Linked DNA regions of Homo sapiens: region 1 is linked to region 2. A link is a contact called in ENCODE Hi-C or POLR2A ChIA-PET data. All regions are on one chromosome and are shown on one strand. The core of a region is the stretch at or near the end of the contact, and the rest is flanking DNA. Distances in the headings are between cores, read along the strand shown. Region 1 overlaps NFE2L3 (NFE2 like bZIP transcription factor 3). Region 2 overlaps LOC105375199 (a long non-coding RNA gene).

Evidence for each region. Hi-C counts contacts between places; a loop is a spot of excess contacts on that map. ChIA-PET counts read pairs that join two places held with the same protein, here RNA polymerase II (POLR2A).
Region 1: a map of Caco-2 shows a loop between it and region 2 (2.3-fold over the local background). The contact joins two enhancer-like sites. A Hi-C loop is called at or near these places in 1 of 168 maps with a recorded cell type or tissue (Caco-2). POLR2A ChIA-PET finds 5 or more read pairs at or near these places in 4 of 52 experiments (CD8-positive, alpha-beta memory T cell, H1, OCI-LY7 and 1 more).

Annotation. Positions count from the first base shown.
Region 1 is chr7:26,180,322-26,184,401 of GRCh38, forward strand. It overlaps NFE2L3 (NFE2 like bZIP transcription factor 3), which reads left to right. Exons shown (of 4, transcript NM_004289.7): 3 at 3,380-3,463. Among named protein-coding and RNA genes, the nearest start is that of HNRNPA2B1, 18 kb to the right of the region's middle. RefSeq lists an enhancer at 488-782. Within about 2 kb of position 2,095, at least 4 of the 41 ENCODE cell types and tissues checked have a DNase peak (open chromatin) inside an H3K27ac peak, as active enhancers do.
Region 2 is chr7:26,004,252-26,008,287 of GRCh38, forward strand. All of the region lies in intron 6 of LOC105375199 (a long non-coding RNA gene), which reads right to left. Among named protein-coding and RNA genes, the nearest start is that of MIR148A, 56 kb to the left of the region's middle. Within about 2 kb of position 1,645, at least 3 of the 41 ENCODE cell types and tissues checked have a DNase peak (open chromatin) inside an H3K27ac peak, as active enhancers do.

The sequences.
Region 1 (4,080 bases), core at 845-3,344, 180 kb after region 2:
TTGTAACCCTCAATTGCAACCTGGCATTTGGCAACTGCCTGTTCTTTTTTCCCAGCTGGTATTCTCCCCAGCTCCTCTGACTTATCTATTTCCTAATTAATGGATGCATTGTATGGTTTTACCACTCTCCCCACAGCATACATACTGTATTGTCAAATCATTACCCATGGACTTTTATATTAAAATACTGACAGAACCATATATATGTTGAAGAGGACAACATTTCTGCCCACTTCCCTGAGTATTCACAGCTCTGTTTGAGGGAAAAGATGTTTTCACTAGTCTTTCACTTATTTAACACTGAATTGTATATTGCCTTTCTCCCAGGTATGTCTTCGTCTTTACTCCCTCACTGGGCTTCCCAGAAAAGCAAGAACTGTAACAAACTAATTCACTGCTAGGCACAGACTAGGCACTTACTAAATATTAATGAGGAGACAAATGAAGTAGGGAGCTTCCTTGGAGAGAATTTAAAATGTAATTTGACATAGGACAAACATCAATTTGGACAAAACTTTTCAGAAACATATTAATCATTCAAAGCCAGGCATTTGTGCCTAATTCTTATCAGGCTTGGTTCCTCATTGTGTTATCTCCATGTTCCTAGCCTGAGCATTTACGTCACATCTTCGTGTACTTAACACTTTTTTTTTTTTTGAGGAAGGCGGCGGGGGAGACAGGATCTCACTCTGTCACCCAGGCTAAAGTGCAGTGGCGCTGTCATGGCTCACTGCAGCCTAAACCTCCTGGGCTCAGGTGATCTCCCACTTCAGCCTCCCAAGTAACTGGGGCTATAGGTGCACACCACCATGCCCAGCTAATTTTTTGTATTTTCAGTAGAAGTGGGGTTTCACCATGTTGCTCAGGCTGGTCTCAAATTCCTGGGCTCAAGCAATCTGCCCACTTTGGCCTCCCAAAGTGCTGGGATTACAGGTGTGAGCCACTGCACCCAGCCACATTTCTTATAGTAGCTCTGACAAGATATTTCTGTTCTTTTATTGGGCTATTACTTAGTAGGTGCTTTTAAAGCTTGTTGAAATAAAACAGAAATGAGTTAGACCAGTGAATCACTGGCATTTCCATTCTTCCAGATGACAACTCTGGAAGAATATCTAGGAAATGGGGACTGGTACAATTCTAGCTACCCTTTAGAAATCAGAACCCCAGTGGGGGCCCCAAAGCTAGATATAAGATCTGAATGCACACTACCATCACCATCAAGAATCCTCGGCCAAGAGAAAGTACAGTCTGGAAAATGATATAAACACTGGTTCTTGAAAAGAAAAATGCAAAACTGCTCCCCAAAATGCTCACCTTTTAAGAATTAAAAATGACATAAATAGCCATGAGTCAGCATATGCAAAAGTCAGGATTCCTAGTCCTCTGAAAAAGACTCTAAATCAGTGTTTAAATTGTTCATAGGAACAGAATCTATAAGGCAAGAACAGACTATCATGAAAAAAGAAAAAGATCTAGAAAAGAGCCCAAATGAAATTCTAGATATGAAAAAAGTCATTTTCATTGAAAATTCAGTGGAAGTGATGTGAACAGCTAAGGAAAAGGGTAAGTTGGAAGAAAGATCTAAGAAAATTATCTAGAATATACCAGAGAAGATGCAAAATATGAAAGCAAAATTGAGACAATGATAGAAGAGAAAAATCTAAGTTACTTCTAATAGGAGTCCCAGAAGAAACTATAAAATATGAAAGATAAGCAATATTTAAAATGAGTTTATGGCAAAATATTTCCAGAAAAGTCCTCAGATTAAAGGACTACACAGAGCTCCTAACGAAAACAAATTAAGTCCTAGACATACCAGATTGAAACAGAACGTCAAGAACTAAGAAGAAACATTTTTTAAATTACCTGAGATAGAAAAGTTTCATTATAAATAACACTGAGAGCAAACTTACCAGTAGTAATAAATGCCATAAGACAGAGTACTGAGGGAAAACATTAAACCTTATATTTTTACCAGTTAACTCATCATTTAAGCATGAAGGCAAAATAATTCCATGTAGGCCGGGCATGGTGTCTCATGCCTGTAATCCCAACTCTTTGTGAGGCCAAGGCAGGTGGATCACCTGTGGTCAGTAGTTCAAGACAAGCCTGGCCAACATGGCAAAACGCCAGCTCTACTAAAAATATAAAAATTGGCCAGGCGCAGTGACACATGCCTGTAGTCCCAGCTATTCGGGAGGCTGACACACAAGAATCAATCACTTGAACCCAGGAGGCGGAGATTGCAGTGAGCTGAGATCTCACCAGTGCTCTCCAGCCTGGGCGACAGGACAAGACTGTCTCAAAATAATTCCATGTAACAAAAACTGGGTTTACTGCTCAGGTCCTCTCTAAAAAGAACTCTGAAGAGTTCTTTCAACTAGAAAGAGGCTAAAGCATAAAGGCCAGGAGTGAGATGAAGCATCGATAAATTGGTTTTAAAAAAACAAATTGGAGTAAATGTAAATAAGTATTGACTGTAAAAATATTTTTTGAGACGAGATCTCATTCTGTTAGGCTGGAGTGTGGCAGCGCTGTCACGACTCACTGCAGCCTCAACCTCCTGGACTCAGGCAGTCCTCCTGCCTCACCATCCCGGAGTAGCTGGGACCACAGGTGCACACCACCACACCCAGCTAATTTAATTTGTAGAAACGGTCTTGTTGTGTTGCCCAAGCTGGTCTCCAACTCCTGGGCTCAGGCGATCTGCCTGCTTTGGCCTCCCAAAGTGCTGGGATTACAAGCGTGAGCCACCACACCTGGCCAAAATTATATAATTGTGTAACCAACTGGGAGGGCTGGCTATGGAGGGGCAAAATAAGCTGAAACTAACAATTAGCCAAAAATTACATGGAAGTTGTTTATGGTAGGAATAGAAATACTGATTAGCTTTGGACTTTTAAGTATGCATGTTGAAATACTGAGTACCATAATCAGAGAAATAGGTCAGCTGCAGTGGCTCACGTCTGTAATCCCAGCACTTTGGGAGGCCTAGGTGGGTGGATCACTTGCGGTCAAAAGTTCGAGACCAACTTGGCCAACATGGTGAAACCCTGTCTCTACTAAAAATACAAAAATTAGCCAGACGTGGTGGTGCACAGCTGTAATCCCAGCTACTCCGGAGGCTAAGGCAGGAGAATCCTTTGAACCTGGGAGGCAGAGGGTGTAGTGAGCCGAGATTGCACCACTGCACTCCATTCTGGGCCAGAGTGAGATCCGTCTCAAAATATAATAAAAAGTAGAACTTCCAACCAAGGAACATAATAGCATAAAAATCCAGTGTGGAAATAATACCTGGTGATCCTTTAAAGATAAAGCCTAAAGCCCCAACCAGTTCAGTCTTTTATGTGAAAGATGCACTTTTTGTGTTTCTCTACAGAGACATCTGAATGGGACAGATACTTCTTTCTCTCTGGAAGACTTATTCCAGTTGCTTTCATCACAGCCTGAAAATTCACTGGAGGTAATTGGAACTTTGGCTTTTATCCTCGCAGGAACATATCTGCACTGACCTTTTGGTGAACAAATACAACTCCTTTACTTGGATGACACAGCAGTTTAAAGTAATGCTTATTTTTACAGAAGCACTTCAGCTTAGAATTAACCAAATATGTATAGCATTCCTCTTTCCAAATAATCCCAAAGGTATAATCAAATTTAGACTAGTCATGGAAAACAGCGTGGAGATTTCTCAAAAAACTAAAAGAATTATCAGGTATTTATCCAAAGGAAAGGAAATCAGTGTATCAAAGGGACACCTGCACCCCCATGTTTATTGCAGCAATATTCACAATAGCCTTGTAGTTTTAGCGCTTAGAGGCATTTAAACAGCCTCTCTCCTCCAGACTACTTCACTGTAGTTTATTATCCCTGACCCTCCACAATGTGATTACCAACCGCTAGGATGAGTTGCATCTTATTATAAAGTAGCAAATTACAAGATTGTAACATTAGACTTTTTAAGAAAATCCAGTCAGCTTTTATACTAATCCATCTTAATTTCTAGGTTACTCAGAATTCCAGGTATTCTGATTTGGACTCACATCTCGTATTGTATTGCCTGTATTTAACTAGGAAGTT
Region 2 (4,036 bases), core at 395-2,894:
TTTTTTTTTTTTTTAATACCTTATACTCACAGTCTTTTAGCTCTTTCAGGGAATCCCTCAGAAGCGACTCCAACCTCATGAGGAGGAAAGGGCTCACTGAGAACACAGATCCTCACCATCTTGATGGATTGATCAACTGAAATATTTCCAGGTGACCATCATGAGGCTCACCCATTGTTGTGAATGCCACAGACACCCTGAGGATATCTAAGTTACACCCGCCTTTGATCTTACACAGATTGCTTTTTTTAAAAAAAAATAAAAAAGACTACCTGTACTTCAGCTAAAATTAAACTATAATAGAAACTAATTGGATTGCAAACTAGTTGAACTACTTAAAGCTTTCCTTCACAAGATTATTTGTCAGAAGTTCTAATCCCTGATGCATATCAAAATCATCGTTTATTTTTTAAAATACCCATGCCCAGGACCCAGAGAGACTGATTCAATGGGTCTGCTGCTTAGTTTTGTTTTTCAAGTTCTCCAGGTAATAGCAGTCAGAGATGGAAATCATTGACCTAAGATTAAAACGCAACCTAAATTCAAGATATTTAATAAATTGCATTGGTTTATCTTCTTGATTGACATTACTAGATATCAGAATAAAAGTCTGGTATATTTTATTTGTTAACTCCAAATGCAAACAAAATACTTCAGCTATTTCATTGGGTCTAAATTTACTGTAGGGGCAAACTTTACACAAAATCACACAAGACTGCTAGCAGCAATTACATGCCCCTAGCAACACAAGGGTTAATTTTAGCATCATAAAACTCTCAGTTGGACCCACCAGTCTACTTAAAATTATGGTTAGGTTTATCTGCTTCATTCAAATCAATAGCTGCTTTACTTCCCCTGCTGAAACAGAGCTTGCCACCACAGCCATATTGATGTTACCCTTCTTATTGATTATCATCGTTCATATTCAGCCATAATTTGGATATTGCCAACCAACATTTCCAGCCAAGGACGCTTCAAAATAATGCATATAAATTGTGTCTTATTGATCACAGAACTTCTGCTGGCACTTAAGTATGTTGACATATAAACATGAACAGAAGTCCACAAGTTTGCATTTCTGATGTTTACAGAATTATAATTTATAGTAAAACAAACTTATGCTTTTAAAAAAATCACCTTCATAAAGTGGTATAAACACGAGGCTTAAATTGCAAAAACTATTAAAAGAATATAAAGTCCTACAGTTTTTTCAAATGATTTATGGAAAGAAAACGTCATTATTTCTCTTTTACACTTGATATCATTTAATTGCATTTTGCCACTTGCAAGATAAAAATAAATTTGCCAAATCATAATTACTGAAATCAAAAATTATAGTGTAATGAAATAATGTTTTCTTAAGAGATATATATGTGTATATCTTTTCTTATTTTAAGATTTCAAGAGTTCACAGTAAGATTAGCACAATGCTTGAGACACGTTTCCCAAAGATAGCTTGGCAGAAGCAGAGTAGAGCACTGTTATTAAATAAAACACATGGCCAAAGTCTCAACCTCTGTCATGAGGTGACTGCTGTTAACTCTTTATTAAGAGTTAACAGCTGCAGCTTTTCCCATAGAAAACAAGATAAACCAGGCAAACAGTGCACAGGTGCTGACCTGACCTGCTGCTGCTCAAAGTCTTGGAAAGGCCCACGTGACGTCATCAGGGGCACCGCCCTAACTCAGGGAAGTGAAGAAAGAGTTTCCTGGAGAAACTGAGGAATGATACATTCACAGACATATGTTGAGAAGCTGCCATCCTATCTCTCTATCACTTCCTTTGCTGTGTTCCCAGAGTGAGAGAAATGATAATTCTCACCGAAGGCACTCCACGGTCTCATGGTCTCGCCTGTGCTAGGAAGCCTGGGAGAATATATGCCACGTAGACTGTGTAACAGGAATAATATTTGGAAACTATGAGTGGTGTGTTTTTTCATCCCACGCCCTAGTCACATTCCCTGCACACATTCCATAGCTCCAGGGAAGAGGGAGAAGAAATGCCATTCTGGATGGACAAGAATACGAGCCAGGCAGGATGGGAAGTCAAAGCAAGCCTCTCGGGTCCAAGAGGAAGAAGATGGAGCCGATGAAGGATGGGCTGATGGATGGCAGCAGACAGTTGGACCCTGAATCCTGCCCCCTCATCCACCTCTGGATGGGAATCCTGGTACGGGGTGGAGCCGGGCTTCAGCTGGATTGGGGGAAGGCTGGAAGGTGAGGGATCTTGATACTCTGCTCTTCATTGGGAACTGCAGGAGGTGACTCCAGTCCTGGGCGTCACCCTGCCAGTACAGGGTAGGCACAGCGGGGTGGAAGTGGCAGCCCAGTGTAAGTCAGGTAGGGAAGAGTCCTGAGTAAGTGTCCCTCACCAACACTGGTTCCTATGGAGCAAAGGGGAGTGGAGAGTCCAGGAGATAAGGTGATAAGGGGTGAGGCAACTCTACCAGACAGGTCAGTTACAGGTCAAAGCTGAAATTCAAAAAGGTCTGCATTGCTAGGGAGAGCTAAGGTGGAGAGCCAGGTAAACGGGAGAGAAGCTGCACCAGCTCCATGGACTGCAGCAATAAGATCCCTGTCATGAGATCTACTACTCTGTGGTCACCTCAGCACTATTGACGTTTGGACCAGATAATTCTTCACTGATGGAGGCTGCCTACACATTGTAGAATGTTTAGCAGTATCCCTGCCCCCTACCCACCAGATGCCAGTAGCACTCCCCTCCCCTCTTCAGTAGTGATCATCAAAAACACCTCGGGACACCAAATGTCCCCTGAAGACAAACACTGTAGTAGGTTGAGAACTACTGCATCAGCCCTAGACACCGCTTGGAGAGGATGGCAAGGGAAGAGGCTGGAAAACTGAGCACCTATCCCAGAGACAGCTATTTCACACTGAGATCTCAAGGCCTGAAGAAAGTAAGATCCCATCAGTGGCAAGTTGAGGGACCTGACCCCTCCACCTCCACCCACCCATCCTTAGGCTACCCAGCCAAGTGGGTGCCCAAGAGCAATAGAAAATAACAACTCTGGGAAGAGCAGGCCATCACTCAATTTTACAGATGAGGAAACTGAGTTTCTAAGAGGTTAAGCTAACCATCCAAGGTCACACAACCAGTTAGTGGCTGAGCCAGCATTCAATGCCAGCGAGGCTCCCTCCAAAACCATGCTCATTCCTATACAACTCCCTTTCACACAGAGTGCCAAGTTAGAACTTCATGTGTATTGCAGTGTCATCTCAAGAAGACAGAGCTCCCGTTGGGAAGGAATGATATATGCCTCTATGCCAAGCATGTCATTTGTGCTCCATAAATATTTGCTGAATGAGTGAATGGATGAAACCCTCTCCTCTACCTCTGGGCTAAGCAGGCTGTTTCCCAAGGCCTCACTGCACCTGAAAAAACAAGAATGAAGATAAAGCAAAGGCTAACAATTGCAGGACCAGTGTTCCTTCTCAGAGATCCTTGAGCGAGGCAAAAATAATGTACAGCTGGCTTCCAATCAACAGCACTAATGCGTGAGTCAAGAGATAAGCTCAATGAGCTTGCAGAGGAGGGAGAGATGGGAGGGAGCAGTAGGAGCCAGGCAGGAGAGGAGGGACCTGGAGCAGTGACTTGGGCTCAATTTGGAAGGACCAGAAAATTAGTGGGGAAGACCACTCCAGAGTTGAGTTGGCACAAGAAGTAAGAGCAGCCAGGCGCAGTGGCTCACACCTGTAATCCCAGCACTTTGGGAGGCTGAGGTGGGCAGATCACCTGAGGTCCAGAATTTGAGACCAGCCTAGCCAACATGGCAAAACCCTGTCTATACTAAAAATACAAAAATTAGCTGGGCGTGGTGGCAGGCGCCTGTAATCCCAACACTTTGGGAGGCTGAGATGGGTGAAATGCTTCAGGCCAGGAGTTTGAGACCAGCCTGACCAACATGGTGAAACCCCATCTCTACAAAGAATACAAAAATTAGCCAGGCATTGTGGTGTGCACCTACAATCCCAGCTACTCGGGACGCTGAGGCACGAGAATCGCTTGAACCCGGAAG